Linked DNA regions of Homo sapiens: all the other regions are linked to region 2. Evidence: chromatin contacts called from ENCODE Hi-C or POLR2A ChIA-PET data. All regions are on one chromosome and are shown on one strand. Each heading gives the region's core, a stretch centred on a gene start or an enhancer-like site at or near the end of the contact. The rest is flanking DNA. Distances are from core to core; before and after follow the strand shown. Region 1 overlaps PTPN14 (protein tyrosine phosphatase non-receptor type 14). Region 2 holds the start of KCTD3 (potassium channel tetramerization domain containing 3). Region 3 holds the start of PTPN14 (protein tyrosine phosphatase non-receptor type 14).

Region 1 (2,700 bases), core at 68-2,567, 1.1 Mb after region 2:
CTCTACTAAAAAAATACAAAAAAAAAAAAAAAAAATTAGCCCGGCTTGGTTGGGGGCACCTGTAGTCCCAGCTACGCGGGAGTCTGAGGCAGGAGAATGGCGTGAACCTGGGAGGCGGAGCTTGCAGTGAGCCGAGATCGCGCCACTGCACTCCAGCCTGGGCGACAGAGCGAGATTCCATCTCAAAAAAGAGAAAATGAATAGTACTCCTCTGGTGTTTCTGACACTCACCCAGCCTCAGGAATCAATGAATCAGTTAACCTCTAAAACTCTTTACAATTTTAGATTTTCCAAGGAAGTAAACTTAATGCTGCATTGTTTGACTGTCAATGTTTGCATTCATAGACTAAAACAAAAGGTATTTAAATTTCAAAGAGGGAGGTATAGAGTAAAAAGTTTTGGTAGTGGTGGTTATTAACTGTGGGATTTAGGAAGGACTTTTCTTTTTTCTTTAGAATTTCTTTTTGCTTAATTAGCCTGGTTTATTTCAGATGAAGGTTGATAAGGAGGGAAAGAAGTGTTTTCCAACACAGGATTTTGAAGCAAACTGTGTTGCTGACATTTGATCAGAAAAACTAACAAAAAATTTTAAACTTTGAAAGATATTTTTAGATTTAAGCGCTGGAACTAAATTATGTAGATTTCAGGTCTAACCAACTCTTTATGGCAAAGAATGTTGAAAGTTAGGAGTTGGATTAGCATGCAACATTTTGTCTGTGCGTGAGTATGTGTGTATGTTTGCAGCATTGCAGAAATTTTTGTTGCCTCCAAGGGGCCCTAAAACTGGAATGTGCCAAGGGGTGTCAGAGTGAGTAAAAGATTTAAGCTGGGAATATGGAGGAACATGAGAAAAAAAAAATGTAAGAAATCAAAGAAAAGTTGTTAGGAAGAAAAGAATAAAGGAATTACATTTATTTGGGAAGGTTGAGGGCCACCAACAACGATCAGGTGTGATTCAGCAAGACATGCCGTAGGTTGTAGGCTTATGGACTAGAGAATAAAGGAGATCTGGTTTGGACAGAATAACATTTTTAAATGCTTGAGTTTTCTCGGTGTGGTGTTGGAGATGGACAGATGTGCTCAACACAAGGTGAAAAATGCTACAGTCCTTAAGAGCCTTTGGGAATCTCAGCCTTCTTGGGAGGTTTTAGCAGCATCTGAGGTCCGAACTGAATATTGAAACTGCCTTCCAGGCAGCTCAGCCAAGGGGAAGCAGTGGTGGTGGGGCAGGATTCCAGAGGAATGTTTCACAGAAGGCCCCAACAACATTCATTAGGAGCGGGTTAATGACTAACTCTCCAGTCATCCGCTGTTATCCCAGTTACCAGGCATCTCAGGTGGAGATGGGCTTTGGCATCTCTGAGAGCACCTGGGATCTGCAGTGTCTGACACAAAACAGTTAGTCTTTGTGATGCCCTGCAGAGTAAGATATTTGCATAGATTAGAAATAGAAATCTGTCTTTCATTTGCGGGCAACCCGTTGGAGGAGGCAACCATTCAGCCATCTGTGCTGAAAAAAATAAGCCTTTGTCTGGAGCCAACCAAACTTGTTTTCATCCAACACATGTTTGCAATGGTTTGGCTACTTCTGTTTGAGAACAGGTTCTATAGCATTAGTCATGACCAGCCATTTCTTCTCTCTGAACAAGGACAAAGAGTCTAGATTAATACTCTGGTTGGGTTTTCCTTTTTTTTTTGCTGTGTATATGAACCCATATATATATCAAGACACATAGGAGTCAAAGGAAAATACATTTAAAAGCTGTTTATTTAATTTGTTGTCCCCAGAGAATCACACCCATGGAAATTTTTAGGTCAGTAGTGTATTCAGAACAACACAACAAAAATTTGAGAGTGACATTGATTGCAAATTGTTTAATAAAGTGATTGGCTTTATTAAAATTATCAAGTCCAAATTGGTTTAAATTAGAAAATTAGGAGGCACTGCTTTTTTTGACATTAATTTGACATACTGTGTCTCATCTGCTAGATATGGCTTTTGAGGGGCAAGTCCCTTCATAAGTGAGGGAAACCTGCCAAGACACTATGATTGTGTTGGATAAGAAATGGATAACTCAGGCCCTACTTTAAGGTGTTAATTGAATGAGAAAACAAAATATATTAAAAGGAAAATACACACAGGGCTACAAATAAAAGGAAAAAAGAAGAAATCCCTTGATATTGTTATAGAAATGTTAAAAGAAAATAGTGAAAAGAAGGACACACTCTGGTAGACAGATGGGGGATGAGTCATGAAACCATAGGATTTAAAGAGATTAAGAACCACCGAGTTTGTTAACCCCAAACTGTAAGATTTATTACCTTGGGGCTTTGAAAATGTTAGTTTTCCCCTGTTGGTTAAAATGACTCAAGGGATGGGACCACTGTAATTTTTTCCATTTTGCTTTGCTTCTCAGATTCCTTTTTGCCAGCTTTTCTGTCCAGCAAAGGGACTCTTGAGCAGTTCATCTTCCCCAGCATGTTCTCCTGACTCAAAGGAAAGATTTTTGTAATGTGTTTTAATGATTTGCATAGCAACAGGCTCATTATAAACACATGGTTTTCACATTTTTCTGGACACGGAAAGAAAAAAGATGGCTTCTGAGAGGTGGATAAATTCTTACTCAAACAGAAGGATACTTAATAATAGCAAGGGGAAGCCAGAAAATTGCTGGCCAAGATCACTGCTTTTAGTTTAGG
Region 2 (2,700 bases), core at 187-2,686:
AGACATTAAAATACTTTTAAAATGCTGGTTGAAAATCATATTCTCAAGCACAGAAAAATTAACTGTATTCCAGAGCATTTCCTTGTTTATCTCCTTACCAAGCCTAAAACTCAACTAATCCTTCTTTCAAACAGCTGGCAAACTCCCTTTTCTGAGAGGAGTGACTCATAAGTTATAGGAAATCCACAAAAACTACGATTTTTTCCCCCAACAAACTTAATAACAGGCACAGAAGGGGCGGGGGGGGGGGGGGGCGGAAGGCCAGAAAGAGAACAGACAGAGAAGAGCATTCAGTCTGTTTACTCCAAGGGCGTCACACCGTGCCAATATCCAGAGCTTCCTAAAAGCAAATGTTCAAACTGCAGTTTCTGGACACACTGTCCTAGAAGTTGAACAGATCCTTCAAGCCCATGCACCAAGAAATTCTGAAAATAAATAACTAGGTACTGCAAACCTACTGCACTCCCATCACAGAAATCTTTCAAATTACAAATCCCCTAATTAGGCGCGGAAAAGAACACCGCACTCTTCCCTAAGAAAACCGACACCTCGTTGACCAAAGAGAAAGGAAAGCAAGTTCATCTCCAACATCCAAACCACAAAGCCAGGTTTCTACTAAATAAAGTCCTCAAATACACTCTAATCTGAGATGAGGTAAGGAAGGCTGTGTAATGGTTCTCCTTGCCTGTTGGGAGGGGCAAAGGTTGGCATTCTAGGACAGCAGCTACTCTGCCACATGGGCCTGGTCCTCGGTAATTCCAAGCGTCCCTTCTGCCTCTCCCTTCCCAGAGCAGATGCTTCACCAGCTCCAAAATCCGCCCGACGTTCTTGCCGCCTGGAGGCCCCCACGTTCCCCTCCAGGCTTGGCCTCCCACGCTCGCCCTCGTTCCTGCGACTCTCGGTCCCCGTCGACACCAAAGGAGGAGGCCGCCAAGGCATCCCCGCTGCAAGCCCGCTACCCGCCGACTCACCTGGTCCCCCCTACGTTCAGTTGGACGATCTCGCCGCTGCCGGCCGCCGCCGCGGGGAAGCTGCCGCAGTGCCCTCCCGCCATCTCCGGCGGCTCCGGACGCGCTCGCCGCCCTCCTTCCCCAGCCGGGACCGCCGAGCCCGGGGCTGTAGCCCGAGGCAGCGGCGACGGCTGCAGGGCCAGCGGGGCGGCGGCGGCCGGAGGGCGGGGGGTGCACGGGGCTTCCCCCACCTTCCCGGCGGCCGGGCGGGGCTCGCTAGCTTCTGCCCCTTCCCGGGTCAATCCTGCGGTGCACAAGGGCGGCCCGGCCTCCACCTTTCGCGGCCTCCAGGCCGCCGGGCCGCCCGGGCCTCTTCTCCGTGCTCCGCTGCCACCGACGCCGCCGCAGCCTGCCTGGGAGGAGGGGTCACCGTTCGGGACAAAATACCGCAGCGCTCACGCTTCGCCCGCCACTGCCGCCTAGAATGAGGAGGAGGAGGAGGAAGGAAAGGTCAGGGAGGAGCTTCCCAACGCCGCGGGGCTGGCGCGTAGGGAGGCTAGGGGAATGTGCTCCTGGCCAGCCGCCTGCCCACGCGGGATTCCATTTCGTTCCTCCTCCCCACGCGATCCCAGCCCCTTTCCCTTTTACATTTCAGATTTTCTAAAACGAGGAAGCTGATTCGCAGATTGAGGGCAGATCTGGGCAAACGATCTACGGATCTTTATGACCCACTTTGTCAACATGGATTGGGAAAGGAAAAACTAATCCTAGAGGTAGTAAAAGTTGATGCCTAAATGTAGACAGTGCAAATGCAGGGAACATTTGGAGATTTTAAAACCTTACAGCGTTTACCCCAGAAAACTGCTTACTTTACCCTCTTCAATTTAATCCCCAATCTCCCAAGCAGTTTTTTTGTTTTGTTTTTTGCTTTTGTTTGTTAAGCAGGAAGGAAACCAAAGGACAAAAACCCCTAGACTGTGTAATGCCCAGCAACCTATTTCTGGAATATAGTAAGCACTCAACTAATGTTAGACACACGCAGAAAACACACAATTTTATGCGCTTGTTTATTTATTTGTTTTTGCTTTAAACGGTATCTATTCAAACCCAAAACCTTAGTGGCTATTAAAATATTTTTTAAATCGGAATACTATAATACTTGATGCCCTGCTAACAAAGACTAACAAAGATAGTGCGTTATGTTTCAGAGGTCATTAGTTTGTGGTACTAAATTCTTAACATGAATTGTTTTGTCATAGTTGTATCATAATAATTCAAACTGATAATGTATCTGATGTTAAGTTTTTATTGTCATTGTCATAATTTTTACCAAAAAAATAAAAAATAGCCTCTGGCAAGCATACTAATGTTGTGATATGCTCTATCTAGATTCGACTTGAAAGATGTTAATAGTACATATGGATGTAAGATAAGTATTATTTCTCCCAGTTGATGATAAGCTTAATAATAGCTAATTTGTGTTTATCATATACCCGGTGGTTTAGATATTTTGTCATCTTTCTTCGTCACAACTAATGTTATAATTATTTTTAAAAAAGGAAATTTGGGAATGAAAATGATCAAAAAAACTTGCTCAAAATTACATAGGTAGCAAGTGGGATGGCAGGAATTTCAAGGCAAGCAGCTTGAATTCAAGGCCACTGTTCACCATCCTTACCACTGCATTGTACCTCATTATCTTCACTTTAGACAGGGAAGATGAGTAACAGTTCAGATTAAAGCAGCAGCA
Region 3 (2,700 bases), core at 43-2,542, 1.0 Mb after region 2:
CAGGTGTGAGCCACCGCGCTTTTTGGTTTCCAATTCTCTTCCCCAAGAGGCCAGGAATTTTTGCATGAGTTGCCGGACACTGAAGTGATTTGGGACAATACATTGTGTGCCAACGACTTCAAGGTCCCTTTTCAACAAAGGACTGGAATCTTACCGAGATAAATCCCAAGACATGTTTGTAGCAATGCAAAGGACCACAGAAATCTAGACAAATTATTTAATTTTGCAGCTACAGAAACCTAGGATCTCAGGGGCTGGGATACTCCTCAGTTATCCAATCGGGCAGGGCCTAAAACCCAGGTTCAGTCGCCTGGCTCCGAGCTTTTTCCATCATACCAGCTGCGTCTCATTAACTCCACCTCCGAAAGTGCTAAGGAAGTTCCCTCCCAGTGCCTACCCAGGCAGGGTGGGGCGATTCTGTGGCATGGAACAAACCGGGAAAACGACATTTTCCAACTCTCAGCACACAGGCTGCTTTTTATCATTCCTACGGGGCGGGAGGGGGCAGGGAGAGAAGGCTAAGACACCGGGTCCAGTACCCAGAGATTCTAGGGAGAGATCTCTGAGATTGCCTACTTGGTGAGGCCACCTTACTTTCTCCTGGTCTGTTTTCCCCTGTGGGGTGGCTGCATGAAACGTCCTGCTTGGAGGGTTCCCCAATATAAGGTGGACTATTCTGAATGTAGGTCGGGGTGAGCAAGTTCCTGCCGCCGCCCCGTCTCTGCGGTCCTCGGAAGTCTAGGTGGGCTCTTCCTTGCCTTGCCTCTTTCTCCCCAACGGCGGGAGCAGCCCAGGGTTGGGGTGGCTGCGGTCGCCTTGCTCTCTCCACTTCCACGTCTCTTACTCCAGGGAGTTTCATCCGGTCCTCCGTCCTCGGCCCCCACCTTTTAAAACATTTTCCAAAACTACCCCATTAAAAGTGTGCGACTTCTCCGGGCCTGCAGAAGGAGCTCCTGCAGCCCGGCATTCCTCGGATTCCAGCGCTGTGACGTCCCCAAGGACGGCGCGCCTCCAGCTCGGGAGCTCGGGAGCTGGGGCTCCACGTTTCAGCGCGCGCCCGCGGCGCCCCCGGCGCGCGCCCTCCCGGGCCGCATTCCTCCCCGCCCCCGGCCGCGCGCCCAGCGCTCCCTCCGCCTCCCGGCCCCCAGGGCCGCGGAGCCCGGCTCTGGGGTGGGGGAGCCGTGGCCGCCGGCGCCTGCTCCGTCCCCTCCCACTCGCACGGCCCCTTCCTCCCTCCTCTCCCGGCCGCTCGCATTTCCTGCCGCTCTGGCTCTCCCGGCCCCTCAAAGTTCTTTCCAACTTTTTCTCGGCGGAGTGAGCGCAGCGGGCGCAGACTCGGGGGCAGGTTGCTGTGCTTCTCCGGGCTCAGCCGCCTGCTCTCCTGGCTCAGGTCCTCGGGGAGCCCTAGACAGACATCAAGTGGCCACTGGCGCTCCTTCCCCTCCCAGCTGAGCCATCCTCCCCGGCCTCCTCGGGCGGGACAGCCCCGTGCTTAGGTTTTTCTCCTTTTCTCCCCCGGTGCGCCTCTGCTCGGACTCTCGCGCCGGGATCGCGGCGGAAACCTCCCTCCCCTTTCGCCTCCTGCGGCTCCTTCCCTTCGCCCCTCCTCCGCCAGTCACTGGAATCAATTCCGTGGGGAATCGGCTCCGCCGCCGCGAAGGACAGCCTTTCCGCGCGGGACTCCGGGGCGCCACGGGGGCCATGTAAGCAGGTAAGCCCCGTCCAAGCCGGGAGTTGGGCCCGAGGTTGGAGGCCGCCTTGGCGCTCCGGGCGCCCTGCAGATGACTTGGGCAGACGCTGGCAACGCCAACTTGCGATTGGCGCCCCGGGACGCCTGGCAGGGCAGCCTGGGGCGCGGGGTGGCCGGGCCGCAGGGGTGTTATCTCGCGGTGGGAGCTGCCCGCGGTGAGGCGCAAAGCTGGTCCCGGGAGCGAGCTGGAAGGTGAGCGCAGTCTGGGGAGTTTGTGGTTAAACCCACACCCTGGTCCCCTCTCTCCATTCCCTTCTGCGTTTTGGGAACGAGAGAGGGCCTCGGAAGGGCAACTAGAGATACCTAGACCTTGGGGGCTAGAGGATGAAAGACGAACGACGTCGCGGTCGCTGCAGCGGTAGGGGGATGCAGCTGCCCGACGCTCCCAATCACACCCCACCACCACCGGGAAGGAATCTTGAGGGGAGCGGAGTTTTCCTGCCCTCTCACTAGGCCCCAGTGGTGCCACCGAACTCCTGGGCGTCGAGGCTCCTACTTGGGTGGTCGAGCTGGCTCGTAGAAAAAAAGCTGTGGCCAAACAATTTCAGATCAGGTCTTCACCTCAAACTTCCAAAGTTGTAGGTATTAACAGCCTCTCCTTCCCCACGTGACCCCCAGATCTCAGGTTTGAATACTTGTAAATGGGGTTTACACCTTTTCGTTTGGAGAGAGCAGTGAGGTAACGCTGCCCCTATCTCCCTTTCCCTCTCACTTCCTTGGGTTCTTGTTCTCCAACCTTCTCATCCCCACCTACAATTTCAGAAATTGTGGGGTTTCCGCTTAAGTCTAGGGACTGGCTGTCGCAGGTTCTTTGTGAAGGTGAGGAATCTCTAGACTGCAGGTGCGGGCAGTTACAGAGTTTCCACCAATGTGTTAACTTCTTGAAATGGATTAGTTTACTCATTCATCCAACAAACCCAGCTTCTACTCTGCTAGGAACAGGATAGAAA

Evidence for each region. Hi-C counts contacts between places; a loop is a spot of excess contacts on that map. ChIA-PET counts read pairs that join two places held with the same protein, here RNA polymerase II (POLR2A). Pooled maps may share reads with other maps.
Region 1: a loop to region 2 is called in a map of PC-9, with 3 times the contacts of the local background. The contact joins the enhancer-like site here to the promoter of KCTD3 in region 2. A Hi-C loop is called at or near these places in 1 of 168 maps with a recorded cell type or tissue (PC-9) and 6 of 50 pooled maps. POLR2A ChIA-PET finds 5 or more read pairs at or near these places in 1 of 52 experiments (MCF 10A).
Region 3: a loop to region 2 is called in a pooled map, with 4 times the contacts of the local background. The contact joins the promoter of PTPN14 here to the promoter of KCTD3 in region 2. A Hi-C loop is called at or near these places in 7 of 50 pooled maps. POLR2A ChIA-PET finds 5 or more read pairs at or near these places in 2 of 52 experiments (H1 and MCF 10A).

The regions. Positions count from the first base shown.
Region 1 is chr1:214,445,733-214,448,432 of GRCh38, reverse strand. The region is part of intron 3 of PTPN14 (protein tyrosine phosphatase non-receptor type 14); the gene reads left to right. Among named protein-coding and RNA genes, the nearest start is that of PTPN14, 100 kb to the left of the region's middle. RefSeq lists an enhancer at 1,309-1,995. Within about 2 kb of position 1,317, at least 12 of the 41 ENCODE cell types and tissues checked have a DNase peak (open chromatin) inside an H3K27ac peak, as active enhancers do; they include PC-9, where a contact is called at or near this core.
Region 2 is chr1:215,566,040-215,568,739 of GRCh38, reverse strand. It overlaps KCTD3 (potassium channel tetramerization domain containing 3), which reads right to left and starts at 1,436. Exons shown (of 18, transcript NM_016121.5): 1 at 972-1,436. The coding sequence starts at 1,054. LOC124904599 (a long non-coding RNA gene) reads left to right here and starts at 1,383. Exons shown (of 2, transcript XR_922599.2): 1 at 1,383-1,460; 2 at 1,606-2,313. RefSeq lists an enhancer at 362-1,222 and a silencer at 1,035-1,304.
Region 3 is chr1:214,550,194-214,552,893 of GRCh38, reverse strand. It overlaps PTPN14 (protein tyrosine phosphatase non-receptor type 14), which reads left to right and starts at 1,292. Exons shown (of 19, transcript NM_005401.5): 1 at 1,292-1,711. RefSeq lists enhancers at 166-986, 987-1,807, 1,808-2,629.